2 separate regions of the Homo sapiens genome follow, and region 2 is linked to region 1. A link is an interaction called in ENCODE POLR2A ChIA-PET data of the cell type or tissue named here. Cell type or tissue: PC-9. All regions are shown on one strand. Each heading gives the region's core, and the rest is flanking DNA. Links, peaks and the distances in the headings are about the cores only.

Region 1 (16,957 bases), core at 3,424-11,423:
GACACACAGATCATGTCTGTCCGGTGGGATTAAGTGAGAACAGAAACTGTTCCAATCAGCCTGCCAATAACGTTACTGAGATTTTAAAACTGTAATCTAGTGGTGATTTTAAGCTAGAAAAACATGAGGAACTAAGCATATCGAGACTTGGTCATTCTTGCTATGATTGTTGGAGTACAGCACTCTATTTCTATGGCTGCATATAAAGTCCCATATGTGAAAACTCTAGAACACATGGAGTCTTCTACTGAAGTATGGTGTGTTATCTGCCAAAAATATATTAAATAAACCAAACTCATCTGGTGTTTTCTGTAAATACTTCACTATACTTGTCCAGCATCTTGTAAGTGTCAACTGTGTTTATGAAAATAGAATTCTGAAAATGACTTATCCTATATTCTGTGATTTCACCAAAGAAAGAGCATATTTTTTATTTGTATATTTTAGGGCAGCAATGTTTTAGTATTATAATCTCCTGTTGGTACAGGCATACCTTGGAGATATTGCAGGTTCAGTTTCAGACCACTGCAATAAAGCAAATATCACAAAAAAAGTAAGTCACATGCATTTTTTTGTTTCCCAGCCCATATAAAAGTTGTGTTTACACCATAATCTTTTTTTTTACTTTTTTTATTTTTTTATTTTTTGAGATGAAGTCTCTTTCTGTTGCCCGGGCTGGAGTACAGTGTTGCAGTCTCAGCTCACTGCAATCTCCACCTCCCGGGCTCAAGTGATTCTCCCGCCTCAGCCTCCCGAGTAGCTGGGATTACAGGTGCCTGCCACCAAGCCTGGCTAATTTTTGTGTTTTTAGTAGAGATGGGGTTTCACCATGTTAGCCAGGCTGGTCTCGAACTCCTGACCTCAAGTAATCTGCCCACCTCGGCCTTCTGAAGTGCTGGAATTACAGGCGTGAGCCACCACACCCAGCCTACACTGTAATCTATTAAGTGTTCAATAGCATTATGTCTAAAATAACTGTACATAACTAAAAAATACGTTCTTGCTTAAAAATGACAACAATCATCTGTGCCTTCAGTGAGTCATAATCTTTGTACTGGTAGAGTGTCATGACTCACTGTGGATGGCTGCTGACTGATCAGAGTGATTGGTGGTTGCTAAATACTGGGATGGCTGTGAAAAATTCTTGAAATAAGACAACAGTGAAGTCCACTGCATTGATGGATTCTTTCTTTCACAAAAGATTTCTCTGTAGAATGCAATATTGTTTGATAGCATTTTACCCACAGTAGACCTTTTTTTCAAAATTGGAGTCAATCCTTTCAAAGCCTACCACTGCTTTATCAACTAAGTTTATATAATATTCTAAATCCCTTTGTGGTCATTTCCACCATGTTCACAGCATCTTCACCAGGAGTGGATTTTATCTCAAGAAGCCACTTTCAGGCCAGGCGCCATGGCTCATGCCTGTAATCCCAGCACTTTGGGAGGCCGAGGCAGGCCCATCTCTACTAAAAATACAAAAAAAAAAAAAATTAGCCAGGCGTGGTAGCACGCTCCTGTAGTCCCAGCTACTTGGGAGGCTGAGGCAGGAGAATCGCTTGAACCCGGAAGGTGGAGGTTGCAGTGAGCCGAGATTGTACCACTGCACTCCAGCCTGGGTGACAGAGCAAGACTCTGCCTCAAAAAAAAAAAGCCACTTTCTTTGCTTATCCGTAAGAAGCAACTCCTCATCTCTTCAGATTTTATCATAAGATTGCTGCAATTCAGTCACATCTTCAGGCTCCACTTCTAATTCTAGTTCTCACCATGAGAACTAGAATTACCTGACTTGGTGGGTCATGCCTGTAATCCCAGCACTTTGGGAGGCCAAGGTGGGCGGATCACCTGAGGTCAGGAGTTTGAGACCAGCCTGGCCAGCATGGGGAAACCCTTTCTCTACTAAAAATACAAAAATTAGCCTGACGTGGTGGCATGTGCCTGTAATCTCAGCTACTCGGGAGGCTGAGGCAGGAGAATTGCTTGAACCCAGGGGGTGGAGGTTACAGTGAGCCGAGATAATGCCACTGCACTCCAGCCTGGGTGACAGAGTGAGACTTTGTCTCAAAAAAAATAAAAAAATAAAAATAATAATTCTAGTCATCTTGCTATTTCCACCATATCTGCAATTATTTCTTCCACTAAAGTCTTGAACCCCTCAAAATCATCCATGAGGGTTGGAATCAGCTTTTTCCAAACTCCTGTTAATGTTGATATTTTGATCTTCTCCCATGAATCATGCATGTTCTTAGTGGCATTTGGAATGGTGAATCTTTTCCAGGAGATTTTCAATGTACTTTGCCCAGATCCATCAGAGGAATTACTATCTTTGGCAACTATATCCTTATGAAATGTATTTCTTATATAATAAGACTCGAAAGTTGAAATTACTCCTTGATCCACAGGCTGCAGAATGGCTGTTGTGTTAGCAGGCACGAAAACAACATTAATCCCCTTGAACATCTCCATCAGAGCTCTTGGGTGTCCAGTGCCTTGTGAAGGAGCAGTAATATTTCGAAAAAAGTCTTTTTTTTTTCTTTTGTAGCAGTAGGTCTCAACAATGGGCTTAAACTATTCAGTAAACCATGCTTGAAACAAATGTGCTGTCATCCAGGCTTTGTTGTTCCATTTACACAGCATAGAGCAGATTTACCATAATCCTTAAGGGCCCTAGAATTTTCAGAATGGTAAATGAGCATTGGCTTCAACTTCAAGTCACTAGCTACATTAGCCCATAACAGGAGAGTCAGCCTGTCATGTGAAACTTTGAATCCAGGCATTGATCTCTCTAGCTATGAAAGTTTTGGATGGTATCTTCTTCCAATGGAAGGTTGTTTCATCTACATGGAAAACCTGTCATTTAGTGTAGCCACCTTCATCAATGAGTTTAGTTAGGTCTTCTGGATAACTTGTTGTACTTCTATATTAGCATTTGCTGCTTCACCTTGCACTTTTATGGAGACAGTTTCTTTCCTTAAACCTCATGAACGAAACTCTGCTGGCTTCCAACTTTTCTTCTACAGCTTTCTCACCTCTCTCAGCTTTCATAGTAAGAGAGTTAGGGTCTTGCTCTGGATTAGGCTTTGGCTTAAGGGAATGTTGTGACTGGTTTCATCTTCTATCTCCATATCAACTACTAAAACTTTCTCCATATCAACTACTTTGCTTTCTTATTATTTGTGTATTCACTGGAGTAGTACTTTTAATATCCTTCAACAGCTTCTCCTTTGCATTCACAACTTGGCTAACTGTATGGTACAAGAGGCCTAGCTTTAGGCCTAATGCAGCTTTTGACATGCCTTCCTCATGAAGCTTAATCACTTCTAGCTTTTGATATAAAGTGAGACACACACAACTTTTCCTTTCACCTGAAAGGTGAACACTTAAAGACCATTGTAGGGTTGGTTATTAGTGACCTTATTTCCATACTGTTGTGTTTCAGTGAATAGGAGGCCTAAGGAAAGGTGAGAGATGAAGGAAAGCCAGTTGGTAAAGCAGTAAGAACACACACAGCATTTAGTGATTAAGTTCACCATCTTATATGGGTGCAGTTCGTGGCATACAAAAACAATTACAATAGTAACATTAAAGATCACTGATCACACAATCCTAGTGCTTTAGGAGGCCAAGGTGTGATGATTGCTTGAGGGCAGGAGTTCAACACCAGTGTGGCAACACAGCAAGGCTTCATCGCTACAAAAAAAAAAGAAGAAGAGGAGGAGGAGAAGGAGGAAGAGGAAGAGGAGGAAGAAGAAGGAGGAGGAGGAGGAAGAGGAGGAGGAGGAGATGACGACGATGGCTGGGTGTGGTGGTTGATCCTGTGGTCCATCTCAGCACTTTGCAAGGCTGGGGCAGGAGGATCATTTGAGCCCAGGAGTTCAAGACCAGCCTGGGCAACATAGGAAGACCCTATCTCAACAAAAAATTTAAAAATAGCCAGGCAAGGTGATGGACCTGTGGTCCTAGCTACCTGGGATAGTGAGGTGGGAGGATCACTTGATCCCAGAATATCGAGGCTGCAGTGAGCTGTGATTGTGCCACTGCATTCCAGTCTGGGTGACAGTGAGAGCCTACCTCTATTTTTTAAAAAAATCACTTATCACAGATCATCATTACAGATACAACAATAATAAAAAAGTTTGAAATGTTGTGAGAATTACCAAACTATGACAGAGACAGGAAGTGAGCACATGCCATTGGAAAAATGGTGCCAATAGTCTTGTTTGAAGCCAGGTTGCCACATTCAACTTGTAAAAAATGCAATATCTTCAAAGTGTAATTAAGTGATGCATAATAAAATGAGGTATGCCTGTATTTTATTCTTGGCACCATGAAGTTATAATATTGTCCAAACTAAGTGATTTGTTATTTTTTAAAGTTAGTAGTGGCTAGGTGCAGTGGCTCATGCCTGTAATCCCAGCACTTTGGGAGGCCAAGGCAGATCACTTGAGGTCAGGAGTTCGAGACTAGCCTGGCCAACATGGTGAAACCCCATCTCTACTAAAAATACAAAAATTAGCCAGGCATGGTGTTGCATGCCTGCAGTCCCAGTTATTTGGGAGGCTGAGGCAGGGGAATTGCTTGAACCCAGGAGGTAGAGGCTGCAGTGAGTCTGCAGTGAACTGAGATAGCACCAGTTGTACTCCAGCCTGTGCAACAGAAGGAGACTCCATCTCAAAAAATAAAATAAAATAAAATAAAATAAAATAAAATGAAGTTAGTCATATATAGATTTAATAATCTTTGTTACCATCAGCAACAAATATTAGTATGTATCACATAGAAGGTTCTACTGCACAGAGTTTGAAGAAGGATACTCGAGTACCTAGCATGCAGTTTCTGGTATCCAGAGATTAAGTGTCTATAGAGATAAGATGTCAATGGTTTAAAAAAGATAATGGTAATACTAGCTTTTTTGAACTATGAATTACCATATTCTGGTATTGTCCTAAGTGTTTTTCATAATTATCTCATTAAATCCTCACAATAACCTAATGTGATAGGTAGTATGTCCCCATTTCCTAAATGAGAAAACTAAACAGGACCTTGATCTTCACTGTGAGGATTCATTCCTCTGTTTGATATACTCATTTCTTAAGTATCAGATATTATATAATACAGTAATTCAAGGGAGGGAGAGCTCTACTTGATAGCACTGAATCTGAGCCTTCATAGCTTGGTTGGATTTTAGTGAACGGGGAGGAAGAGTGAGAGCATTTCAGGCAAAGGAAAAGATACTCCCAGAGATCAAATATGAAGGCAAATTTGGTGGGAACAGTTGGGCTCAAGTTAGTATAAATAGGAGAGATGAAAGTGAAATTCAATTCTATCAACAAACTTGTCTAAATGACTGGCAAAAGGTAGTTGAGGGACAAATTGTTGAGTGCTTTAAATATAAAGCTAAGAAGTTTAGACTTTATTCTATAGAAAGTGGTGGGTAAAAAATAATTTAACATGTTTGCATTGTGTAAATTATAATCGTAACACATGTACATTTAAAAAATTCAAACAATACACAAGTGTAGAAAGAATGAGGCAAAGCTTTCCCCTCCTATCTTGGTATAATTTTATTCCTCAGATGCAGTCAGTTAATAGTTTGGGTACAATTTTCCAACTTTTTTTTTTTTTTTGAGACAGGAGTCTCACTCTGTCACCCAAGCTAGAGTGGAAGTGGCTCATTGCAGGCTCTCTGCAGCCTCTGCCTCCAGGCTCAAGCAATCCTCCCACCTCAGCCTCCTGAGTAGCTGTAACCACAGGTGTGCACCCACACCAGGCTAATTTTTTGTATTTTTGGTAGATATGGGGTTTCACCATGTTGGCCAGGCTGGTCTCGAACTCCTGAGCTCAAGTGATCTTCCTGCCTTGGCCTCCCAAACTGCTGGAATTACAAGCATGAGCCACCACACCTAGCCCCAGCCTTTTAAAATTTATAAAAATATAGATCTTTTTTTAAAAACATATGTGGAATTATACTAGACATGCTTTTTGGCAATCTGTATTTTTCTTTAATTCAGTAATGGGTTGTGAACACTTTTGCATATCAATATATACTATTAAGGCTTTTGAACAAGCCTCCAGTATTTCAAAAGCTTGGATGCACTGAAATGAAAACATATCTAGAAAATATATATTACTAATAACATAACCAATGTTGTTATCAATATCTTTGTATGAATACCTTTGCACACTTGCCAATTATTTCTTTAGACTAAATTCTTAAAAGTAGAATTGCTGGATATATATGTATTAAAATTTGAGATATGCTTTCAATTTGCTCTCTGGAAAATTTGCATCAATTTATGCTCTTAAAGAAGGTATTCAAACGCTTTCTGCTCTGTACTTTCACCAATATCAGATCTTATTAACCAAGAAGTTTTTTGAGCAAGGATGTAACATGATCACAGCTTTGGTACATCAGGTAGCTGGCCTATTCCAGATCATTGTTTTTAATGCATGATTCATTGTCTATTTAAAGTCTTAAAGCCAACAACTGGGCAATCGGACACTAAGGAAATGAAGATTTCTAATATATTAGGAAGAGTGACTAAACACAGAATAAATCTCACCTGGCAGAAAACCAAGTTTATTGCTTTAAGTCAGTGGTTCTCAAACCTTGGCGCACATTGAAAATAAATAAATAAATAAATAAATAATAAAGATAAAAAACAAACAGAAAAGCCTTGGCGCACATTGAAATTGTCTAGGGAGCTTTAAAAACTATCAATGCCTGGGTCTCACCCCCAAAATTCTCATTTAATTGGTCTGTGGTGTGGCCTGAATATTGAGATTTTTTTAAAGCCCCTTAGATGATTCTAATATGAGCCACAATTGAGAATTTCTGCTTTAGATGTTAATTTTAAAATTTCGTGAACTTCATGCTCACCTGTCTCATAAAGATGCCTGATGTAGTTTCTTTTTCCTAAGGTCTTAAAAAAAGAATGAGAATTGAAAGTGTGTATGGGTTCCACAATTGTTGGGGGAGATTTCACTAGATTCAAACCAGGTACTGTATAGTCCTAGTCTGAAGGAATATATATTTCTTTATTTGGCAAAGACCCTGGATTGTTTTCCAGGATTTTAGTTCATTTCTAGTTCATTTCTATACTGTGAGCCCAAAGACTAAGAAACACAAATATTCACAGGCTTGAGTCAGATGTTATGTTAGGCCTCAGGTGAATTAAATAAAGTCCTGATAAATCTGCAGAAAACAAACAAAATAAACAAACATGTTTCTTGGAACATTCGCTGGAAGATGAAATGTACAAGTTAGAACAGTTCTGGCCTGGCTGATATACAGAGAAGGCAGGATTTACACAAGGCAAAATTAGTAGAATAATGAATTACCTAGTCCAATGGAGAACTGTTCTTCACGTATTTTGACTGCATGAGATCTAGTTTCTCCCACCTTGTTACTGTATAATCCTCAAACATATTCATTGTGATTAATGACATTGGAAGGAAAATCCCATCATGTTTTGAGGGATGAATTTCCCCTACTCTGCTGATTGGGAAAATGAGTCACTCATTTCCCACAGACCTTAGAATATTTTGGTACTCCATGTCAACCTATCATTGCCAAACAGCAGCTGACACTTTAAAGTGAACTTCTGACCTTCAGAGATGAAAATTATTCTCTTACCATTGGTATTTGGAGTTTCACATTTGCCTGGGTTGGTAACCAAGGCTGTGAGGGCTGCCATTTTCTAAGTATGATGAGAAGCGGGTTGCTGATCATTGGCAACAGAGCATCAGGCCTGGGGTTCATTTTCTGATACTTCACTGGAAACAGGATGGCTCTACTCAATTGTGTGCTGGTGAACAGGCTCTCAGGGCAGGTTGGGTGGGTGGATGGGTGGGGGATACATGGAGAAAGGAAACGGGGAAATGGAGGACCTGACTGGCAGCATTTGCCATTTTCTGAGGTATAAATACCCCCATCATGTCTGATTTCAAGCTACCAAGGTTTAACATTGCCTCATATAACTCTCATAAAAATTATCTCTCTCTCTCTCTATAGACAGACAGATAGATAGATGATAGATAGATGATGATAGATAGATAGATAGATAGATAGATAGATAGATAGATAGATAGATAGATATAGATAGATGATAGATAGATGATAGATAGATAGATAGATAGATAGATAGATAGATGATAGATAGATAGATAGATAGATCACAGTGATATATATATATCCCTGTAACTTCAAATTCCTGGGCTCAAGACATCCTTCCACCTCAGCCTCCAGAGTAGCTAGGACTACAGGCACATGCCATCACACCAGGCTAATTTAAAAAAAATTATGTATATATATATACATATACATAGAGAGAGAGAGAGAGAGGCAGAGTCTTACTATATTGCCCAGGCTGGTATTGTCTTCCTGGCCTCAAGCAATCCTCCTGCCTCAGCCTTCAAAAATGTTGGGATTAAAAAATTTTAAATGTTTAATAATCAATTATCCACAGCATGTAGGAGTTGGCTCCATCACACTGCTGGGTTTGCCTCATTAAGAATCAACAATCTTGGTTTTCTGGTGGGCAATTATAAATTGACAGCCAAGATATAGTATAATTATATAAAAGTTGAGGTCATTTTGTGGCTCAAAATTAAACCTAAACAAGCAGCAGAGCTCTTCTTACCCCTAGACCACAAGTTTCTTAGTACCTACTTTCAAAGACTCTAAGGGTCTAATAATGGAAAAACTCAGCTATTAGTGCTTCAAAGAGGTTTGTTTATAAAAATCTATAGTCTAAAATTAAGCAAAATAATTATTTTGGATGAGGACTTACAAGGTTTGGATGTGTCCCCACCCAAATCTCATCTTGAATTGTAGCTCTCATAATTCCTATATGTTGTGAGAGGGGCCTGGTGGAAGATAATTGAATCATGGTGGTGTTTTCCCCCATATTGTTCTCGTGGTAGTGAGTAAGTCTCACGAGATTTGAATCTGATGATTTTATAAGGGGGTTTCCCCTTTTGCCTGGCTCTCATTCTCTCTTGTCTGCTGCCATGTAAGATGTGCCTTTCGCCTTCTGCCATGATTGTGAGGCCTCCCCAGCCACGTGGAACAGTGAGTCCACTAAACCTCTTTTTCTTTATAAATTACCCAGTTTTCGGTATGTCTTTATCAGCAGCATGAAAATGGACTAATACAAGGACCATGGAATAGATTGAAATATAAAAGATGTTTATTTAACCTGATAGCCAAATCAACTTCTCCCCAGGAATGGTTGCCTACTTGATGGTGCTCTTCTTTTCCCATAAAGTTCAGATACTCTTTTAGGAGTGAGCAGCTATTTCAGGTCTTATTTGAAGCAAATATGAGTTGTAATCTTTTTAGAAGAAAGGGCTTCTGTTTTCTCTGCAATGTTTTATGTCCATCAAGTGTATGGCTCCTAGAGGAGAAGGGAACACTGGCTAGCCTGGCTCCTACTTCAAAAAGGAACAAGATCCACCTCTCCCTAGAAAATTAAACACATATTTCAAGGAGTAGTCATTTTTATTTACCACTGTTCCCTTAAAAATGTCAGAAATGTGTGAGTAAAATGTGTTAGTAAATTACTATTTGAGCCGGATGAGGTGGCTCATGACTAATCCCAGCACTTCGGGAGGCAGAGGTGGGTGGATCACCTGAGGTCAGGAGTTCGAAACCAGCCTGACAGACATGGAAATCCTCGTCTCTATTGAAAATACGAAAATTAGGCTGGGTGTGGTGGCTCATGTCTATAATCCCAGCATTTTGGGAGGCTGAGGCGGGCAGATCACCAGGTCAGGAGATCGAGACCATCCTGGCCAACATGGTGAAAACCCTTCTCTACTAAAATACAAAAAAAATTAGCTGGGTGGGGTGGCTAGCGACCTTAGTCCCTGCTACTCAGGAGGCTGAGGCAGGAGAATCGCTTGAACCCGGGAGGCAGAGGTTGCAGTAAGCCGGGATCGCACCACTGCACTCCAGCCTGGCAACAGAGCAAGACTCCATCTCAAAACAAAAACAAAAACAAAAATTAGCTGGAAGTGGTGGCACATGCCTGCAGTCCCAGCTACTTGGGAGGCTGAAGCACGAGGATTGCTTGAACCCATGGGGCGGAGGTTGCAGTGAGCCAAGATTGCTCCACTGCACTCCAGCCTGGGTGACAGAGTGAGACTCTGTCTCATAAAAAAAAAAAATTACTATTTGAATAATCACCTCTATGGGCTTCCCTACCACGATGTCATTAAAAAAAACTGCTTATTATACAAAAATAATAATAACTTGCATTTTTATAGTAGAAAGGTTAAGAGTAATCTGGAGTTTGAATAGATGTTTATTTGCACATTTAATATGAAATGTGACTTTAAGCAAGTTACGTAACATCTCTAAGACTTAGGATCCTCATTTGTAAAATAAACATAAAAATAGCAACTACTTAATGGAGCTGTTGTGAGAATTAAATGAGACAATATAAATATAGCAGTTAGCATAGGCTTGGCATTTAGTTGGTACATGACAAGTCAAGAAATTATTGTTAGATTGTTACTTTTTTTTTTTTTCTGAGACGGAGTTTCACTCTTGTTGCCCAGGCTGGAGTGCAATGACCCAACCTTGGCTCACCACAACCTCCACCTCCCAGGTTCAAGCAATTCTCCTGCCTCAGCCTCCTGAGTAGCTGAGATTAGAGGCATGCACCACCACACCCGGCTAATTTTGCATGTTTAGTAGAGATGGGGTTTCTCCATGTTGGTCAGGCTGGTCTCAAACTCCCGACCTCAGGTGATCTGCCTGCCTCGGCCTCCCAAAGTGCTGGGATTACAGGCATGAGCCACCGCTCCCTGCCAGATTGTTATTCTTTTGACCCTTTACAAGGTTCTTTAATCAACTCAACCTCACATAATATTTTATTATTATGACGAAAAGTACACAAGATAAGTATTATTATAGCCCTTTTAAAGATAAGGAAATTTTCAACCTCACATAATATTTTATTATTATGATGGGAAGTACACAAGATAAGTATTATAATAGCCCTTTAAAAGATAAGGTAAGGAAGGCCTAGAAACATTAAGAATGTGCCCAAGATGGAATAGCTGCTTGATGACAGAGCTGGGACATGCATTTCATTATGTTTTATATAAAATTAACCATAACACTAATTTGCTGATTCAAAATAGGGTTAAACTATTAAACAGCAGTGAAACTGGTATTCTAATCAGAAGGTTTTTTTAAATTCATGAGTAAGGTAAATGTTGCTAGACACTGATTTTGGAAATTCTATTATTCCTTAAAAACAGCCACAAATTTCTTCTATTAGCAGCAGCAGAAATTATTTTTAAATATTAAACACTTTATATGCTTATATATGTGTGTTTTAAACATATGTTAAACATTTAATTACATTAATTAATTTCGAGACAGGGTTTTGTTCTTTCTCCCAGGCTGGAGTGCAGTGGCCAGATCTAGACTCACTGCAACCTCTGCCTCCCAGGCTCAAGCGATACTCCCATTTCAGCCACCCAAGTAGCTGGGACCACAGGCGCGCCACCATACCTGGCTAATTTTGTGTTTTTATTAGAGATGGGATTTCTCCATGTTGGTCATGCTGGTCTCGAACTCCTGACCTCAGGTGATCTGCCCGCCTCAGCCTCCCAAAGTGCTGGGATTACAGGCGTGAAGCCACTGTGCTGGCCTGTTAAACACTTTGTATCCCTTTCGATCATCAGAATCACCCTCTGAGGTAGGCATTATATTCTTTTTATGGATGGTAAAACAGTAATAGCTAATATTTATGGCCATTTTGTTTGCATCAAACATTGTGCCACGTATTTTACATGCATTATCTCGTTTTAATCAGTTCAACAACCTTCTGAGATAGAGAGCCACTATTATTATCCCAGTTTGCTAATGGAGAGAATATATATGCAAATTTGCTATTAGAATTGAAGAACAGGAAACTTTTTATTATACATTGTTTTATTCTGCTTAATTATGTAATTTAAAGGTCCTGTGAGGATTATTTTGTCAGAGCCAGTCCCATTAAAAATAATCGTTCAAGTAGAGATTGGGGAAAAAAGAGTTGTCAGGGCAAAATTATGCTTAAAGTATGTTTGCACATTCCTTTTTTTTTTTTTTTTTTCGACAGGGTCTTACTCTGTCACCCAGGCTGGAGTGCAGTAGTGCAATCAAGGCTCACTGCAACCTCTGTCCCCCAGGCTCAAGTGATCCTCCCACCTCGGCCTCCCAAGTAGCTGGGACCACAGGCATGTGCCACCATGCCTGGCTAATTCTTGTCCTTTTTGCAAAGACCAGTGTGATGGTTAATACTGTTAACTTCATTGGATTGAAAGATACAGAGTATTGATCCTGGATTTGTCTGTGAGGGTGTTGCCAGAAGAGATTAACATTTGAGTCAGTGGGCTGGGAAAGGCAGACCCACCCTTAATCTGGCGGGCACAACCTAATCAGCTGCCAGTGAATATAAAGCAGGTAGAAAAATGTGAAAAAGAGATGGGCCTAGCCTCCGAGCCTTTATCTTTCTGCCATGCTGATCCTGCCCTCAAACATTGTACTCCAAGTTTTTCAGTTTTAGGACTTGGACTGGCTCTCCTTGCTCCTCAGCTTGCAGACAGCCTATTGTGGGACCTTGTGATCATGTAAGTTAATACTTAATAAACTCTCATATATATGATATATATATGTGTATATATATGATATATATGTATGTATATATGATATATGTGTATATATGATATATATATATAATATTTTATATATCCTATTAGTTCTGTCCCTCTAAGAGAACCCTAATACAACCGGGTTTCTCCATGTTGCCCAGGCTGGTCTTGAATGCCTGAGCTCAAGTGATCCGCTTGCCTCGGGCTTCCAAAGTGCTGGGATTACTGGCGTGAGCCATGGCTCCGGCCTGTTTGCACATTCCTTTGATCTCACACACTCTCCCAGCTTGTAGAATAAGACGACATGCCGCGAAAAACTTGAATTTGGGGGAGTCATTGTATTAGCCAGGTACTGTCCAGTTTGAGTAAAAATAAATTCGGTTTGGCAACTGCACAGTAAATAATAAACTATTCTTAACACTTAGTAACACATCATCGGTTTTCCAAAGATAAAAACGGTGTTGGGGTCAAAGAAGTATGTTGTTTCAGGGCATATGTTGCTATTAATAAAACATTCTCTCTGCAGGAAGTATACACAGACAGCTCACAAAAACAGGAAAGTCACTCAGGAACCTGGTTTAAAACTCCTGGTCTGAACTCATGAAATTGCCCTGAAGTCATAGAGAGTAGATACCACAAATTAGAAGTCAAATGAAGAGCATAGTTTTTTTCATACTTCAACTGGTACAATTCTGTACTTTCAATCCTGTGAAGGCAGATCTAGAGAGACTTATTAATAGAACTTTTTACACCAATCCCTTCATTTTGGGGATAAAGATACGGAGAACAAAGTTAGATAACATCTAGTGTTTTTGCCTGCTCAAATCCATTTCCCCTTCTGGTAACAACCCATCCCATGGAATTCTGGGGGCTGGACTCTTTCCCGACTCAAGGTCTTTTTAGTGTAGAGAGGGGTGATCTCACCTCCAGCTTCAGGGGTGGGCATGTATCAGGCACGGACAAACAGGGTCACATTAACGCACTCACTGACAGGTATGCGGGAGATCTGAATTGATTTAGTACAGAAGGAAAACTAAACCCAAGACCACACAGTTAATGCCAAAGCTAGGACTATAGCCTGAGTCTCCCACCTCTAAGACCAGTGATCTTTTCATGCTACCATGCCACAAAACATACATAAGTTAAAAAAAAGTTCTTACTAATTTAAAAGGTAGCTGTATTTCAGTGCTAATATACCAGACTGTCTCAGGTCTGCACGACTTCCTGTTTGTATGTTAGGTACCTGGAACATAAGCCCACATTTCCTTCTATGTCCTTAAAGAGAGTAATGATTTATAGCAGGGTAAAGAGGGTACAATGATCATTTACTTTATATTCAATGTTCCTCTAAGGCCACTTATAAAAATTATCTTATGCCACCAGGATACCACTATTCATTTTAGACAATTAATGATTACACTGTGACTTATAACCATTTGAAAAGGAGGCTGGGAAAAAATGGGAGCGAGTATAGTATTACATAATGCTTAGAGTGGTCCTATGGGAGTGACTGGATTATAGGTAATTTCCCCCTCATTCCTTTATTTTCCTGGTATGGGGGTAATATAATATTTCAAAAGTAAATAAGCTGATACTTTTGTAGCAATCTGATTATTCAAAGGCCAATTAACTATGCTTCAAATTATTCAACCCCTTTGCTACTCTCTCACAACTCCCTCCTGTTTCTGTTTTGGCTGTTCATTGCCTCCTTAATTCTATCTAGGAGAAAAAGTTGTGAGACTCAAACCAGACAATATTCTGCCTATTTCAGGGCTTAATTTTCATAAGAGTACCTGTGAGAAGGTGTGGCTGGATCAGGGCCAGTGACCAGGGCGCCCAGGAAGACTGTGAACACCCAGGAAAGCCGTGAGCAATAAAGAGGGACAGTTTAAGAATTATCCATATCGATTTTTAATTAACCATAGTAACATGCCCTTTTATGACCTCAGGAAAGTGGGAGTTGGCAGTACTGTACTTAAAATTATATTTGGTTGTCACACCAGACCTCAAACACAAAATGTCTAAACTGAATCCTGTATCTTTCCCTTCCTGAAACAGTTACGCACTCCATCCCCATCTCTATGCATGACTTCCATCATCCACTCAGCCAGAAATGTGGAACTTATCCCCAACTCTTCCTCACTGGCTATACTTAAAAATCATCAAGTCCCTCTTCTGTCTTCTTCCCCATTCTCATGGTTGCTACCTCATCGATTGCTATCTGGACTAATGCAATTAATAGTTTCTCAGCCACCAGCCTCCTCCTTCCTACAGTCCTTCACAATGATCTTTCAGATAAATGGCAAATCCATTTTGAGAGTGAAGGAGAGAAAGGACTCAAGGATCACTCCAAGGTTTCTAAACAAAGCAGCTGAGTGACTAATGATGCCATTATCTGTGATACGGAACAATGGAAAAAGAGGTCCTAGAAGAAGACAACAAACTCAGTTTTGGACACGTTGAGCTTGAAGTGCATGTAGTGTACACGTCTATCCTATAATAAAACTTACCAAATGATAAAGTAATGATCATTTGGTTTGGGAGTGTCTTTCTGTTCTTAGATTGTAAGTGTTTTAAAGGTACAAATCAATCTTTATTATATATTCAGCACTTTTCGCAGTGCCTGGCACAATAAATGTTTGTTAAGTTGCAATCCTTTCTAAATTAATATATGTGGGAGCTTAAATTGCTATGTATTATATGAGTTTCAGGCTAGAGGTGGTGGCTCATGCCTGTAATCCCAGCACTTTGGGAGGCTGAGCTGGGAGGATTGCTTGAGCCCAGAAGTTCAAGACCAGCCTGGGCAACATAGCAAGACTCCATCTCTAAAAAAAAAAAAAAAAAAAAAGTTAGCCCCGTGTGGTGGTGTGCACCTGTAGTCCCAGCTACTCAGGAGGCTGAGGTGGGAGTGAGGTGGGAGGATCTCTTGAGCCTGGGAGGTCTAGGCTGCAGTGAACCATGATTGTGCCACTGGACTCCAGCCTAGGCAATAGAGTGAGACCTTGTCTCAAAATTAAAATAAAATAATTTTCATTTAAAAAAGTGTAACTCATATCACAGACCGAGGGCTAATTCCCTTAATATATAAATAATTATTATAAAATAAGAAAAAATAATCGAAGAAAAATACACAAACAATATAAACAGCTTACAGGTCAGGAAATAAAAATAAATCTTTACATATGGAAAGACCTTCCTTATATTAAGGGAGATTTAAGATTTAAGGGTACAATGAGATACCATTTTCCACCTAAGACTAGCAAGAATTAAAATGTCTACAAACTCATTGTGTTGGTGAAAGTGGGGGAAAACAGGCTTTCTTATATAATTAAGGCAAAATTTTAAATGCCCAAAGCTGTTTTCATCCTACAGATATATTCTTAGATGTGCAAGTTAGCATACTATGCAGTCATTTAGTGCAGGGGTCCCAACCTCTGGGCCATGGACTGGTACGGGTCCATGGCCTGTTAGGAACCAGGCTGCACAGCAGGAAGTGAGTAGCAGGTGAGCCAGCATTACGGCCTGAGCTCCGAATTCTGTCAGATGAGAGGCAGTAATAAATTCTCATAGGAGCACGGACCCGTTTGTGAACTGCACATGTGAGGAATCTAGGTTGTGTGTTCCTTATGAGAATCTAATGCCTGATGATCTGAGGTGGAACAGTTTCATCCCAAAACCATCTCCCCAGCCCCTGACCTCTGTGGAAAAACTGTCTTCCACAAAACCAGTGCCTTGTGCCAAAAAGTTTGAGGGCCGCTGCTTTAATGGAATGAAGCAGTTCAACGTTACTAATATAGACTAATCCCAAAGATAAATTGTTTAGTGAAAGAAGTAAGGTGTAAAGGAGTTTGGATTGTGTAGTAGCTTTGGTGTAAAACACAAGACTATACATACATATACTTCTATATACAAAGTATGTTTCCGTAAGAAACTGGTAATATGGTTTCCTCTGGAGAAGAGAACTGTAGAACTGAGATGTAGATAAGAGAGAGACTTTTCACTGTACACTCTTTTGTGCCTGCTGAATTTTGTGCCATGCAAATATGTTAAGAATTTTACCAAAAGTAGAAGTATGTCTACTCTACGACCCAGCAATTCCACCCCTTGGTATATACCCAAGAGAAATGAGTGCATATGTCCACCAACAGACATGTACAAGAATGTTTGTAATAACTTTTCTCATCATACTAAAAAATCGAAAAACCCCTAAATGTCCATCAACAGGAGAATAGATATATAAATTGAAGTATATTTATTTAATGGAATACCATACAGTAATAAAAAAGAAAAAAATGATGACGCAACT
Region 2 (16,957 bases), core at 4,363-12,362, 190 kb before region 1:
TGAACTGATCAAATTACAAAACAAAAAGGTAAGCAATAGAGTGGGGAATCCAGGTGATGTCTACCTAGATTTACATAAACATCTATTAGATTTTCACTTACATTTAAGTATTCAATCGGTAAATAAAACTTTATAGGTGTTTCAAGAATATACAAAGAAAACTTACATCATCATCAGGTCTGAATGGGTTTCCTCTACCCCCGACACCACCTGATATGCTAAATCCAAGTTCTGGATCCTTTTCAACCCTCACTCGAATCTGAGTTAATATGAAAATAAAGGAAACTTACTATTTCAGAAAAAGTTATAATGCAACAACATCCATATTTAAATACTGATTGGTTAAGTCCAAGCAAACATAAACATAAGAATTCATCAAAAATAAATATTTGGTCAGATGAAGTGAAATACAACATAGAATATTATGTTAATGAGTTAGTGAGTTAAAGGCAGAGCTGGGATTATATAAAGCATAGCTCCTAATTTTATTGCTTGTCTTATGAGGATAAGGAATCAATTAATATTGACCCTGTTTTACTTTTTAGACGTCACAGATTTTATATGACATAGTACATAAACACAAAACATGTATATTATTATCAGTTTCCACTTGTGGGACATCTAAATTACACAGTATCTCTGTTTAGTGGCTTGTTACATAAGATATCTAAAAGATCCACTGGTGGTTTTATGATACTAACTCTTTATTTATCAAATCTGTTTAAAGGCTTCAAAGGAGTTGGGATTTTAAAACATGACCAATTGAGAGTTTTTATAACCAAGCTAAAAAAAAAGATGCAAGAATTAAAACTGTGTTATAAAACACTCCCTTTCACCAGAGACACAACCAAAATGAATAAAGCATTTGATCTCTACCTTTCTAATATTATCATTTTATTAATAACTATCAAGATATAAGAATGTGTAGCTCGCTGACTTTTAAAGTACTTTTTAAGATTAAATACTCAAAGTAGTTTGAAGTCTGTAGTCAAATTTCAAAATCTAAGGAATTAAGATTTTAAGTGTCACAGAACAATTTCAGCTTAATGGTCTCCTATTTATATTCTTAAGGAATGTCTGACTACTGTAGTATCAACCAGTTTTGGTAAAGAAACTGTATCAGAATAAATAAATCATGCCCAAAATACTAAATCCTATGTTACATGATCACAAAGTCAAATAAAAATTACCAAGTTTAACGCCTTATAAACGTAACATAAAAATAAAACTTTAAATGGTAATAACTACGTTAATATTCTGTATGGATTTACTAATAATTAAGTAACCTATAAAAATACATAAAAAGCTTAGTCCCATATTTCAAATAGTCTTGATTATTCTTACCTCTTGTTTTGCCAGTTCATGGCCTTGTCTAGGAGAACAATGGGGCTGTGTATATGGAGGCTGGTGGGCCACTTTCAGCATCAAGTAATCAATTAGTTGTTCTCTAGAGGGATGCCTTGCCACAGATGCCTGAGGGGGGTGATGTATTTGACTATAATTTGCCTGAGGCCTGAGAGGCTGGCCCATCTGTCCATTACTCAAAGGCATCTAAGAAAAACATGAAGTATCTTAAAATGACCAATAATAATGTCTTATTTCAAATATTTGGATTTCTTCTTGGAGCATTACAAAAGCACTAGAGTTTTCACATTCTAATTAAGTCAAACAATACCATGCCACTTACTATTTTTCTATAATTTTAAAACTTAAAAGAAATAAGCTATTAATGTCTTAATTCTAAAGTTTCCTGAGTGCTTGTTGTTACACTCACTTTTTTAAGCTTTCAAATGGAAGTACATCATATCTACATTTTAAATTACTTGCTTTTTTGTGAGCTACACTTGTATTTTCTTAGATGTATCTATCTTATAATAACCAAATGTTAAAATGGCACATAGTATACCAAAATTTTAAAATTTAAGCCAGTCTATGAGATGCATATCTTTTCCCATACTAAATCAAACACACATACACAAAAGGTACATTTGCTGACGTTTTTCTTCAGAAAAAAACTAATTTTGTGGTAAAATTCTTTCCAAATTTATTTTTCTGCTTTTATTCCTTCTTTTCCAAAATTAACAAGTCAATTCAGCTATCTATGTAGAAAACTGATTTATTCCTTGTGTGTATGTTAGCAACGTTTATAATCTCTTATTATTAATTCCATAGACTATTAGCCATAAAAATTAAATGTTGACATTCTACCCTATTCATAAAGTAAACAGCAAAAAAATTTAAATTATTAGTTTGTTGTTGTTAGAGAACTATCTTTGTTTTAATGCCTCTCATTTTTAGAGAATAAACCTGACTTAAAATCACCTTTGTAGAAATGTGGCTAATAGCTTATTCTGTTAGCATGAGGAATCTATCTTAAAAACAAGAGGCAGGGTGCAGTAGCTCATGCCTATAATCCCAGCATTTTGGGAGGCCTATACAGGAGGATTGCTTCAGGCCAGGAGTTCAAGATCAGCCTGGGCAAAACAGCAAGACCCCATCTCTAAAAAAAAAAAAAAAAAAAAAAAAAAATTAGCTGGGCATGGTGGTGCACACCTGTAGTCCCAGCTCCTTGGGAGGCTCAAGTAGGAGGATCATTTGAGCCCAGTAGTTTGAGGCTGCAGTGAGCTATGAGCATGCCACTGCACCCTAGCCTGGGTGACAGAGCGAGACTCCATCTCTAAACAACAACAAAAAAGAGGTTACAGTCATATTACAAATATTTGCATATAAAAAGATTTTTGTGTAGAAAAATATGGTTCAGCTATTAACTTATAATTTCCTTGTTGGTTATTAACAGACAGAAAATCTCATAGACAAGGAAATTATGGGAAAACTATGAGGGAAATAGTTGAGGTCCAGTTCCCTAAATTAACCCAAATAGAAAAGTTTGCAGAAAGATATGGCAACACTTTCAGAACTGCATGCTTTTCTTGGTGAACCTTGCTGAAAGATATAAAGTAGTTTAGCTTTGGTATAGATTTGTATTTTTAAAAAAGGCATTCTATTTCACTGTTAAACTGTGTTATACTTGAGAACTTAGTTAAATTCTGAAGTCTAGGAACACACATGGGTATTCTGTGATAGGACACAAGGATGTTACTGACAAATCTTATATTGGTTGGAGAGAAGGAAAATGAAGGGCTATATTAGCCCTACATTTCTGGAGGAAAAAAACCTGTTTATTACTTGATCACTGTAGATTTAATGCAACTGATTTGCCCATGAGTAATTAACTGGTTCTGCTGTTGCTTTATTACTTACATACAATTCTGCAGATAGCCCATGATTTTCTCTACGTTTATACCATTTATTCCTACATGCAAATTCAGTATCTTTCTCCTGGGTAAAATCCAGGTGACAATTACTACTGACCTTAAGACTCCCTGACACCAAATATTTGGTCTTGCCTACATCAGTGTTAAACATACACATGGAATATATTAAGCTACAATTAGCAGATGGCTCAGGAAATTAGAAAGTATTAAACTCAGTAACCCTAAGCCACAAAATATATGTAATGAGAAAAAACTGGATGACAAAGCTCAATTAAAAGAGGGTAAAATAATAGAAACTTAAGAACTTATATATTAGATGAACTTAAGTATTAGATGACTTATGAACTTATATATTAGATGACCAGGTAGCTACTCTGAAGAGCAACATAGAAGTTTTATGTAATAAATAACTATGCTTCATAATTATATCTGGTCATACTAGAGGCATGGAATCAGTTAAGAAAATAAGAAAAAATAGTTGAGGGAGGATAGTAAAAAATTATCTGTCTGGCACTGGCCATACATAGATAATTGCAACAAAAGTACTAAAAACACAACCATCATCTATTCTACCATATACAAAAGTCTTTCAAGATGATTTCTAATTATCATTTGAAGTAATTACATTTGACTTTAGTAATAGTAAAAGATCCTAGAATGAAGAGTTTAACACAAGTTCATTTTCAATTCTCCAAATAGTTTTACTATCAGGAATACCAAAAAGGCCTTGATTCAAATGAAAAAATAAATAGGTGGTACTATATAACAGAAATCTAAATGCAAAAATAAAATAATTCTCCAGGGTAGAAAAATCATGAAATGAACTGAGAAATAGTAGACAGGGTCAAATTCTATTTTGTATTTCTGATATTTTAAAAATCCTTACTAATAAAGGGGGGAAAGCCCTCAAAAAAGTATTTTCATCTAAAGCACATATAATATCTAGTCCAAAAGCTGCAAAATATAGAAAGCTCACAGATACTACATTTTGTTTTCCCGAGCACCCACTTTCATCAAGCTGTCTGGAGGAACATCTTTGTGACTAAGTGTGGCTGATGAGTAGTTCTGCTGTCCTGAAATGAATATACCATCTTGACAAGGATCTCCTGAACTGGATGTCTGGGGATGCTTCTAATGAGCAGGAAATAAAAAGTAAACAAATAATGTTCTTTAAGATGTGAAACCAAGAGGATGACACTTGAGAGAAGATTAGGAAAAAATATTGCCAAATAGTGCAAAGATGAAGACCCAAATCAAACACTGCCATCATTACTGCCATCAATTAGTATCTTTCACTTCTTCCAAAGGTACATAGCAAGATATTTTTGTATGTATGAAAAGCTTATATGAAAACATATTGTTAATCTACTTATGTACAATACACACATGTAGAAGATGAATTTTGCATGTTATTTTTTCCTTTTAGTTTTACTTACAGTAATACCTAGCTTTTAATACCTTTGAACAACAAATATAGTTATTAATCAAAGTTTAGAGTCTCAAATTTTAAGACCAACTAAAACACACTCATGTTGAGCACTATAAAAAGATTTTTGGTAAAAAAAAAAAAAAAAAAATTAACTGCTGTTCTTTCAATAGAACAGTACCCCATGGGATTTTTTTCCCCTAAATTTTAATGACAAGCAGAACCAATACACTTATAGTCTTACAAAACTTATTTTATTGGGATAAGATTGGGGTGTGAAATGAATATAAAATTTGCTTTAGCTTAATTCTGCCACATTGATATGAGTTCAATAGTTTCAGAAGTACTGATATGGAGAAATGCTATTAAAACCAATTAACTGGTTAATATCTTTATAGGCCAAATAATATCCCTGTATTATAGTTTACCAAGCTGATAGCTTTAGGGGAAAAATAAGACTCAATCTCATTACCCCTGAATATTTCTTTCTTTCTTTCTTTCTTTTTGGAGAGAGTCTCACTTTGCCACCTAGGCTGTAGTGCAGTGGTGTGATCAAGGCTCACCGCAGCCTCGACTTCCTGGACTCAAGCAATCCTCCCACCTCAGTCTTCTGAGTAGCTGGGATAACAGTTGTGGTGTCACCATGCCTGGCTAATTTTCTAATTTTTGTAGGCGGGGAGGGGGAAGAGGCAGGGTCTCCCTACATTGCCCTGGCTGGTGTCAAATTCCTGGGCTCAAGTGATCCTCCTGCCTCGGCCTCCCAAAGTGCTGGGATTACAGGTGTGAACCACTGCACAGGGCCCCTGAATATTTTATTATTATAAATATGCCAGGAAGCAAGACACATATGTTTTTCACTTCAATTTTAGTTCTAAACACATCCCTATATATATTTTAGAAAACAAAACAGATTGTGATAAATAGCACTATTGTTACATTCAAAACAGTTTACGGCTAGCAACATAGAAATGCAAACTACATCATCATATTGAAAAATTAATCTAAAATCTACTTTGTTATGACATACTACAGCATACATATAGAGTTAAGGATTTCGAATTTAATCTTAGAAATTATATCCGCAACACATCTATCATGTGCAGTTAGTTCAAACCATGGCTTAGAATTTTTAGACGTGATCTAATTTTGTGTATTTATGCAATGAATACTTTATTTTCCTTCTCCCTTTTTGAGATGTGCTTTTAGAATACATAAATGAATTTAGCTCTCAGCTTGAAATTTTAACTCAAGTGTGAATGTATAACTATGTTTATCTACTTTTTAAAAGAACAAGCACACCATGAATGTAGAAGTAAAATTCAATGTATTCAAAGGCTCCAAATTAAAAAAAAACAAGCACAAAATGTTACTATAAAAGAATGTGGAAAATACAATTGCTCCAGGTGACTATAAATGGCAAAGATTACCCCTGAGTTAATAAAAGCCACTGATCTTTACCCCCAGGGACTCTTGGAATGAGAGACTGATAGTTATCACCCTTCTCTCTCATCTTTTAAATTGGGAGGTTCCTAGCTGGGCGCGGTGGCTCATGCCTGTAATCCCAACACTTTGTGAGGCTGAGGCGGGCAGATCATCTGAGGTCAGGAGTTCAAGACCTCTGGCCAACATAGTGAAACCCCGTCTCTACTAAAAATGCAAAAATTAGCCGGGTGTGGTGGTGCGCACCTGTAATCCCAGCTACTTGGGAGGATGAGGCAGGAGAATCGCTTGAACTCGGGAGGCGGAGGTTGCAGTGAGCTGAGATCGCGCCATTGCACTCCAGCCTGGGCAACAAGAACAAAACCCCGCCTCAAAATAAATAAATAAATAAATGAATAAATAAATAAATAAAATTGGGAGGTTTCAACGTAACTGCTGCCACTCTTAACAGCATAGGAATCACATGGTGGCAGGTGACAGAGGACAGCATACGTCTAGGTCAGGTACAGCCAGAGCCAAGAGAATCCAGGAGATTGCTCCTATTCTGTAACACCAGAAGAAAGCCAGGGATATATTAAAATGGGGGATACCATCGCTCAGGTAGAAGTAAAGGACCCAGAAGTAAGCAAATACTTCACAAGGAAACTATGGGGAGGGGATAAAACAGGGTTATTAGAGACAAAACAGTCTTTTCGGGATTGAAGGAGAGGGGCGGAAGGAAATATTCTAGAGACCATGCTACTACTTCAAGTTGTTATGGGAAAAAAATCTTAAAACAGGGCCATGCCAGAGTTGTTCTTTCTTTCTCTGCCTTTTTATCCCCCACACTGAATTTTGGTTAAAATCATAAACCTTTCTTCTTCACTACTAAGGAAATGTTTAGTAAAATGTGAGTAAGAAAGGATTTGTGCTTTGTCTTTTCACTGACACTTATTACAATTTCTCCAGTCTCACAGTTAATCATGCTCAGTGAATTATGATTAACATTAGTTCAGGGTAGTGCTTTCTCTCAGTCAATTCTCAGTCACTGGAGTTAAAATTATTCCTCCCTGTAACAGGTCTATGGATTACATATAGCATAGCCTTAAAATCCTTAGGAATAGAAAAGTTTAATATTAAGAGAAAACATACTACAAAGAATAGTTTTTGAAGATCTCTCAGTTATTCCTATTGTTCACTTTTTTGCATAAACAAGGGCTGACTACATCATTAGTTTATGACCAAAGAAACTCAGGAGATAATGAATTTATCAGCTCTGAAGAAAGATTTAGAACTAAGCCATGGAAGAACTCAGAGGAAATCAAGGTTTCTAACCCAGAGTAAACATTTTTTTTCCTGGAAACATTAAAACACTTAAAATTTGGGGTTTTCTCTTCTACAAGCTAAAAGTATTGGTCTAGTGTAGGTACTCACTCGAAAAATGTGCCCACCAGAACCTCTTCTGTCTGCAACACTCAAGGCAAGACTGCCCTGGCTGCCATGCAGATCCCTAGAGCTGCCACAGTGAAAACTGCTTACAGTAGTAAAATTGGAATTAAAGGACCTTGACAGCATGCTCTGAATAAAGAGGGGATAGATTTAACAGAGATTAGTGTAGCATGCAAAATCCACGAGACATGTTATATACGTAGACTTATTTACAAGTAACCCCAAAACCAGAGAAGTATCATGCAACACTAATTTTCATTAGTGAAAGAAATTGGAACCATTTACCATGTATTTATATGACAACATATACATATACACAAATTACACGTAAATACAACCATTCACATGTTTAAGCAAAGGAAGAAAGTACAGACATATAACTGCTTTTAGAATGCTATTTCCTTTACTCCTAACACATCTTAGATATATATGTCAGAAAATAGGAGTTGACGCCATATGCTGATGTATGTGTATCTAAAGTCATATACAGAACAGAAATTAATTTCTCTATATAAAGATAAATTTTACCAACACCCAGTAATTCTAAGTCAAATGAATTTTTAGAGAATCTACTTCATTTTATGCAAATTCTAACATATTAAACAAACTGAGTGTTTAAATATACATAACACAAAATATATTTGCAAAAAATACCACTTCAAAAATTTTTTTTTTTTTTAAGAGGTAGACTCCCAGTCCGGAGTACAATAGCAAGCTCCTGGCTCACTGCAGCTTCAAACTCCTGGGCTCAAAGATCTTGCCTCCTGAGTAGACAGGACTACAGGTCCTCATTACCACACCTGGCTAGTTGTTGTTATTATTATTATTATTATTATTTTTGTAGAGACGAGGTCTCACTACACTTGTCCAGGGTGGTCTCAAACTCCTTCCTTCAAGCAATCCTTTTGCCTCAGCCCCCTAAACTGCTGGGATTACAGGTATGAGCCACTGTGCCGGACCACATTTCAATTTCTAAATGTTTAGAAAAATATCTTGCATTAGAGAATAGTTTTAACATACGCGAATTTATGATATACCCTTTTTAATTTTATTTTTTAAAGAGACATGGGTCTTGCTATGTTACCCAGGCTGGCCTCAAATTCCTGGGCTCAAGCCATCCTCCTGCCTCAGGCTCCTGAGTAGCTGGGACCACAGGTGTGCACCACCATGCCTGGCTAGTTTTTTTATTTTTCATGTAGACAGGGTCTCACCACCTTGCCCAGGCTTGGTGAGTATAACTTTTAAAATGCTCCTGCTGCTCTAAAATTACAAGAAGAAGAAAACGAGAAAATGTGTGGCAAATTTTCCCCATTCAAATAAACTGGTATTAAAGATCACTATATTTTAGGAGTTAGTGGTGGCCTTTGCTGCTTAAATTTGAAGAGCCATTGATGGAATCCTCTCACAAACTGAATTCATATGAATACCTAATTGCTAATCCCAGTACTGCCTGAAGATGTACCTCAATAAACACACTGCCTGATTCCCGCTGTTCCACTTGTTTATTCCCAGTGTTATGAACTGCCGTTCTTCCATGTGAGTGCCTTTAGTCATGTCCCTGAGTGCTGAGGGCTTAATGGTCAAACTGGATGAAACCACATTTTGAGCATGGCTTGTTATTAATACAGAAATATCATAACAAGCATTTCTGTATTACTCTTAGCAAATACATTCCTTCTCAAAATCTGAAGTTGACGTCTAATGCCAAGAAATACAGGATTCCATAAAGAAAAAGATCTATAAAATTACCATGTACACTTCCAGTTATTCTGTGAAATCTAAAGTAGTGACTAAAGAAAAAGCTAAACTTATAGCCCAGACCTGCATTTTCCCAAACCATTTCACCAAGGTTAAGGATTTAACGAGGCAATCTGGAGGTTTCATAAACATTTGACTGGAATAAAAAAAAACAAAGAAATCATTCATACATACATAAATAACAGACACACACATTTGCTGTGCAGAGAGCTTTAATGTGTTATTGACTCAAGTGGCCTGATTAACCCTTTAGACAGATCTTGTAGCAAAGCTTTCTCTGTCATCTCCAAACACATGAGCTTACTGTAAATATTTTACTGATGAATAAAGCTGAAGCTCAAAACAGGTCTGGTTTTAAATTCAGGTTTGTGCAGACATCCACGTAAAACTGCTTCCTGTCACAACACATTGTAGAGTGCTCAATTAAATGCTAGGCATAATGTCCTGGGCAATGTTGTTCATTACATACTGATAGTTGTATAATAACGAGTGAACGTAACACTTACCATGTTGTGTTAATCATATTATGGTTTGGAATGCTTAATATCTGAGTTCTCATAAGGAATGTTAGTAAATGCTGATAGTAACCATTCACCTCTGAAATAAAAAGTTCTTATTCCTTTTCAAATTTTGCTTATTAATTAAATAAATCTTGAAATTTTCAAGGTGACATCTACTTTGTATCTTTGAATTCCAGGTACAGTTTTTTTTGTTTTTTTTTTTTTATTTTTGGCAGTGGGAGGTTAAGAGGGGTGACTATTAAAAGGTTTAAAAACTACTTAAGCTTCAATAGATTATTACTACTAACTCTCAGCTGAGTAAAGTAGCAAATTTTAATTTGGGAACTGACCTCATGAGGTAGGGCAGGCACTGTGAAAGCCCCCAGGGTAAAATTTTTAAATGTCTACTTTGCCATTAGAATTAAGATGGTGGGTGTAGGGGAGTGAATAGAGATCCTCCATCATCTTCTACCACTTTGAATCAATGAAGTTTGGAGTCTAAATCCTGCTGCTATTAAAGTAGTTAATTAGTAATATATTTATGTAGCACTTTCAATCTGCTTCTAACGCCCATACATTCTGATTACACCATCTAATGAATAAGCATCAAAGTAGCACAAAGTTGTTATATAAATAAAACAGGGACAATTTTCAGAATTACATGATTTTAGAATGTTTTGAACATAGGAAAAGAAAGCATCCCCACGAGAGACTTGCAGAAATAAAGAGTTAATTTTCACTGGCAAATTACTCAAATTATGCTTCAATATTAAGGATTATTTTTACTGAATAAAATTATTTTTAGGAGGCTGGTGGTAGAATCACATTAAACTCTCAGACAACTCAAAAGAACCACATCTAACATTATATAACCTAAAGTACTATATCTGCTCAGGAAGTAACAGTGGCTTCACCTTATTTATTGTGTCAACTTGAAATTCTTCAGACCAGCTTTTAAAGTTGTTCCCCCTCCTTCACATAACATATATATCATCCTGGGAAAATTACTTAATTATTCTGCGCCTGAATTTCCTTACTGGAAAATGGGATAACAAATAAATGGATGCTGGTTCACATACAAAGCAAAACACACACACACACACACACACACACACACACACACACACACACACACACACACACACACACACACACAGGTCAAAATTAATCTGAAAATCTCTGAAATCACTCGGAATGTACAGTTTTATTTATAGACCCCATATAGTAAAGTTTGAAAACCACTTACCTAGGTTAAAGGAAGAACAAAGGTAAAATCTAGGTACAAATGTTTGGTTATTCAAACCATCCTGCCTTAAAATAATAAATTTCTAGCAGTTAATGGTGGGTAAGAGGGGAAAAGATGAAAGATGGTGAAGAAATCTTAAGGGTGTACATATCACTGAATTGGAATGGGCTGCTCTTTGAAATAATAAGTATGTCTAGCAATCTTAGCAATTTAACATTACTTAAAACAATGTATCTTTTCAGTCTCTTAAAAACACACTTTTTTCTTATCCCACATAATTACTGCCTAGGAAAATTCACTCATTCACATGGTTTGTATCTCAAATTTGCATCACTAAACCTAGTATCGTATTGTGTTCCATGTTACTTGCACACAGTCATCACATCAAATTCAATATATTCAAAACCAACTAAGCTATTTTTTGCCAAACTTTTATACTATACCACAATGCTTTAAAGACTTCATTTCCTTAACTACCAGAACTTTAAAAAAATATTGATTTGGCAGGGCATGGTGGCTCACATCTGTAATCACAGCACTTTGAGAGGCTGAAGCAAGAGGATTGCTTGAGGCCAGGAGTTTGAGACCAGCCTGGGCAACATAGTGAGACCCTGTCTCTATTTAAAAAATTAATTAATTAAATAAGGTTAATGACCAAATATCTCAAATCAGAAACCTTGGCTACCTCTTCAATCTTTTTTCTCATTCCATCCCTAAAACTAAACAATTTTAACCCAAGTGTTTTTCAGACTCATCACCACGAGAGCCAAAACCCCAGCTCAAGTATCTCTCATTTGGCTGTTTTATTATTGAAACTGTTTCCTAAGCTACTTCTTATCAATTCATCCTGAACACTTTTGCCTAAGATATCCTAAAATACTCTATATGCTCAGGAAATAATAGTGGCTCTCTTTTGTTTATTGTGTCAACTTGAAATTCTTCTGATAGGCTTTTAAAGTCATTCCTCTACACTACGTAACACATATCATCCTGGGAAAATTACTTAACTCTTCTGTGCCTAAATTTCCTTATGGTAAAATGAGATAATAAAAATATCACACAGGACTCATGTGAAAATTGAGAAATATTTGTATAGCAAGGTAACTGTACAGTGATAGTAGTTTCTGGCACTTTGTAAATACCAAATAAACTTTATATATTATGACTTTCTAATATTCATACTTTATTATCAAATGTTCTCAAAATACATCTTTAATTCAACCAGGTTGAACTCCTTGTCTCTGCTTTCAGAATTCCTTCTTGATATATAACTTTTACCTTAATCTATTAATCTTAATCCTATTTATCAAAATTGTAAGTTTTTCAAAAAGCACTGTTTGTTGAATAATCCCATCTTCTGTGATTACTATTGCATTTATCATTACCATTTTATCTTTCAAAATGAAAACATTTTAGAAATGTATCAAAAAGTCCCCAAATCTCACCGACAGATAATTACTAGCAGTACATTAACATTTCATCTTTTGAACCAGTTATTACCTAAACTATGAAATAATCTTCTGAACTATATTTTCTGAAGAAGAGATGATTAATAATGAAATCATGAAGAAAATACCAAATTTCCATTGAAATTTCTATTTTTGTTAGTTTTATGTGTGTACGTATATAAGTGTGTATATAAATACGAATGTCTCTATTGACATTTTATTGGTATTGTTTCTGACAGATAAGTATATTTAACAGAAAATTATTCAAGATCATCATCCTTGATAAATAGGTATTTAAAACAAATTTTTACAAGCTAAACATACAGAGACTATCTTCACTTTTTAAAAATGTCTTAATCGAGAAATTGGGAGGAGCCAAGATGGCCGAATAGGAACAGGTCCAGTCTACAGCTCCCAGCGTGAGCGACGCAGAAGACGGGTGTTTTCTGCACTTCCAACTGAGGTACCGGGTTCATCTCACTGGGGAGTGCCGGACAGTGGGTGCAGAACAGTGGGTGCAGCACACCATGCCTGAGCCGAAGCAGGGTGAGGCATCGCCTCACCTGGAAAACACAAGGGGTCAAGGAATTCCCTTTCCTAGTCAAAGGAAGGGGTGACAGATGGCACCTGGAAAATCGGGTCACTCCTGCCCTAATACTGCGCTTTTCCAACGGGCTTAACAAACCGCACACCAGGAGATTATATCCCGCAACTGGCTCGGAGGGTCCTACGCCCATGGAGCCTCGCTCATTGCTAGCACAGCAGTCTGAGATCAAACTGCAAGGCCACAGCGAGGCTGGGGGAGGGGCACCCGCCATTGCCCAGGCTTGAGTAGGTAACCAAAGCAGCTGGGAAGCTCGAACTGGGTGAAGCCCACCACAGCTCAAGGAGGCCTGCGTGCCTCGGTAGGCTCCACCTCTGGGGGCAGGGCACAGACAAACAAAAGACAGCAATAACCTCTGCAGACTTAAATGTCCCTGTCTGACAGTTTTGAAGAGAGTAGTGGTTCTCCCAGCACGCAGCTTGAGATCTGAGAACAGGCAGACTGCCTCCTCAAGTGGGTCCCTGACCCTCAAGTAGCCTAACTGGGAGGCACCCCCCAGTAGGGGCAGACTGACACCTCACACGGCCAGGTACTCCTCTGAGACAAAACTTCCAGAGGAATGATCAGGCAGCAGCATTTGCGGTTCACCAATATCCGCTGTTCTGCAGCCAGTGCTGCTGATACCCAGGCAAACAGGGTCTGGAGTGGACCTCCAGTCAACTCCAACAGACCTGCAGCTGAGGGTTGTGACTATTAGAAGGAAAACTAACAAACAGAAAGGACATCCACACCAAAAACCCATCTGTACATCACCATCATCAAAGACCAAAGGTAGATAAAACCACAAAGATGGGGAAAAAACAGAGCAGAAAAACCAGAAACTACAAATCAGAACACCTCTCCTCCTCCAGAGGAACGCAGCTCCTCACCAGCAACGGAACAAAGCTGGACGGAGAATGACTTTGATGAGTTGAGAGAGGAAGGCTTCAGAAGATCAAACTACTCCGAGCTAAAGGAGGAAGTTCAAACCAATGGCAAAGAAGTTAAAAACTTTGAAAAAAAATTAGACTAATGGATAACTAGAATAACCAATGCAGAGAAGTCCTTAAAGGACCCGATGGAGCTGAAAACCACAGCACGAGAACTATGTGACGAATGCACAAGCCTCAGTAACTGATGCGATCAACTGGAAGAAAGGGTATCAGCGATGGAAGACGAAATGAATGAAATGAAGCGTGAAGAGAAGTTTAGAGAAAAAAGAATAAAAAGAAACGAACAAAGCCTCCAAGAAATATGGGACTATGTGAAAAGACCAAATCTACGTCTCACTGGTGTACCTGAAAGTGACGGGGAGAATGGAACCAAGTTGGAAAACACTGCAGGATATTATCCAGGAGAACTAACCAAATCTAGCAAGGCAAGCCAACATTCAAATTCAGGAAATACAGAGAACGCCACAAAGATACTCCTCGAGAAGAGCAACTCCAAGACACATAATTGTCAGATTCACCAAAGTTGAAATGAAGGAAAAAATGTTAAGGGCAGCCAGAGAGAAAGGTTGGGTTACCCAAAAAGGGAAGCCCATCAGACTAACAGCTGATCTCTTGGCAGAAACTCTACAAGCCAGAAGAGAGTGGGGGCCAATATCCAACATTCTTAAAGAAAAGAATTTTCAACCCAGAATTTCATATCCAGCCAAACTAAGCTTCATAAGTGAAGGAGAAATAAAATACCTTACAGACAAGCAAATGCTGAGAGATTTTGTCACCACCAGGCCTGCCCTAAAAGAGCTCCTGAAGGAAGCACTAAACATGGAAAGGAACAACCGGTACCAGCCACTGCAAAAACATGCCAAATTGTAAAGACCATCAAGGCTAGGAAGAAACTGCATCAACTAATGAGCAAAATAACCAGCTAACATCATAATGACAGGATCAAATTCACACATAACACTACTAACCTTAAATGTAAATGGGCTAAATGCTCCAATTAAAAGGCACAGACTGGCAAATTGGATAAAGAGGCAAGACCCATCAGTGTGCTGTATTCAGGAAACCCATCTCACATGCAAGGACACACATAGGCTCAAAACAAACGGATGGAGGAAGATCTACCAAGCAAATGGAAAACAAAAAAAAGGCAGGGGTTGCAATCCTAGTCTCCGATAAAACAGACTTTAAACCAACAAAGATCAAAAGAGTCAAAGAAGGCCATTACATAATGGTAAAGGGATCAATTCAACAAGAACTAACTATCCTAAATATATATGCACCCAATACAGGAGCACCCAGATTCATAAAGCAAGTCCTTAGGGACCTACAAAGAGACTTAGGCTCCCACACAATAATAATGGGAGACTTTAACACCCCACTGTCAACATTAGACAGATCAACAAGACAGAAAGTTAACAAGGATATCCAGGAACTCAACTCAGCTCTGCACCAAGCAGACCTAACAGACATCTACAGAACTCTCCACCCCAAATCAACAGAATATACATTCTTTTCAGCACCACACCACACCTATTCCAAAATTGACCACACAGTTGGAAGTAAAGCAAGCACTCCTCAGCAAATATAAAAGAACAGAAATTATAACAAACTGTCTCTCAGACCACAGTGCAATCAAACTAGAACTCAGGATTAAGAAACTCACTCAAAACCGCTCAACTACATCGAAACTGCACAACCTGCTCCTGAATGACTACTGGGTACCTAACGAAATGAAGGTAGAAAAAAAAGATGTTCTTTGAAACCAATGAGAATAAAGACACAACATACCAGAATCTCTGGGACACATTCAAAGCAGTGTGTAGAAGGAAATTTATAGCACTAAATGCCCACAAGAGAAAGCAGGAAAGATCTAAAATTGACACCCTAACATCACAATTAAAAGCACTAGAGAAGCAAGAGCAAACACATTCAAAAACTAGCAGAAGACAAGAAATAACTAAGATCAGAGCAGAACTGAAGGAGATAGAGACACAAAAAACCCTTCAAAAAATTAATGAATCCAGGAGCTGGTTTTTTGAAAGGATCAACAGAATTGATAGACTGCTAGCAAGACTAATAAAGAAGAAAAGAGAGAAGAATCAAACAGACGCAATAAAAAATGACAAAGGGCATATCACCACCAATCCCACAGAAATACAAACTACCATCAGAGAAAACTAAAAACACCTCTACGCAAATAAACTAGAAAATCTAGAAGAAATGGATAAATTCCTTGACACATAACACTCTCCCAAGACTAAACCAGGAAGAAGTTGAATCTCTGAATAGACCAATAACAGGCTCTGAAATTGAGGCAATAATTAATAGCTTACCAACCAAAAAAAGTCCAGGACCACATGGATTCACAGCTGAATTCTACCAGAGTTACAAGGAGGAGCTGGTACCATTCCTTCTGAAACTATTCCAGTCAACAGAAAAAGAGGGAATCCTCCCTAACTCATTTTATGAGGCCAGCATCATCCTGATACGAAAGCCAGGCAGAGACACAACCAAAAAAGAGAATTTTAGACCAATATCCTTGATGAACATTGATGCAAAAATCCTCAATAAAATACTGGCAAACTGAATCCAGCAACACATCAAAAAGCTTATCCACCATGATCAAGTGGGCTTCATCCCTGGGATGCAAGGCTGGTTCAACATATGAAAATCAATAAACGTAATCCAGCATATAAACAGAACCAAAGACAAAAACCACATCATTATCTCAATAGGTGCAGAAAAAGCCTTTGACAAAATTCAACAACCCTTCATGGTAAAAACTCTCAATAAATTAGGTACTGATGGGACGTATCTCAAAATAGTAAGAGCTGTCTATGACAAACCCACAGCCAATATCATACTGAATGGACAAAAACTGGAAGCATTCCCTTTGAAAA

Evidence for each region. ChIA-PET counts read pairs that join two places held together with the same protein. Peaks named below come from ENCODE experiments on the same cell type or tissue, not always from the same donor. Only the 100,000 strongest peaks of a DNase experiment are listed, where the experiment ranks them.
Region 2: POLR2A ChIA-PET joins it to region 1 with 15 read pairs; 2 of 35 experiments call an interaction of 5 or more read pairs at or near these places.

Annotation. Positions count from the first base shown.
Region 1 is chr5:65,863,952-65,880,908 of GRCh38, reverse strand. No RefSeq gene overlaps it. Among named protein-coding and RNA genes, the nearest start is that of ERBIN, 54 kb to the left of the region's middle. In PC-9, for the core only: no CTCF peak of the experiment used is centred there; DNase peaks (open chromatin) are centred at 6,468, 7,558 and 9,528; H3K27ac peaks cover 2,670 bases.
Region 2 is chr5:66,059,618-66,076,574 of GRCh38, reverse strand. It overlaps ERBIN (erbb2 interacting protein), which reads right to left. Exons shown (of 26, transcript NM_001253697.2): 22 at 4,284-4,406; 23 at 1,345-1,551; 24 at 167-259. Among named protein-coding and RNA genes, the nearest start is that of SREK1, 76 kb to the left of the region's middle. In PC-9, for the core only: no CTCF peak of the experiment used is centred there; no DNase peak of the experiment used is centred there; H3K27ac peaks cover 812 bases.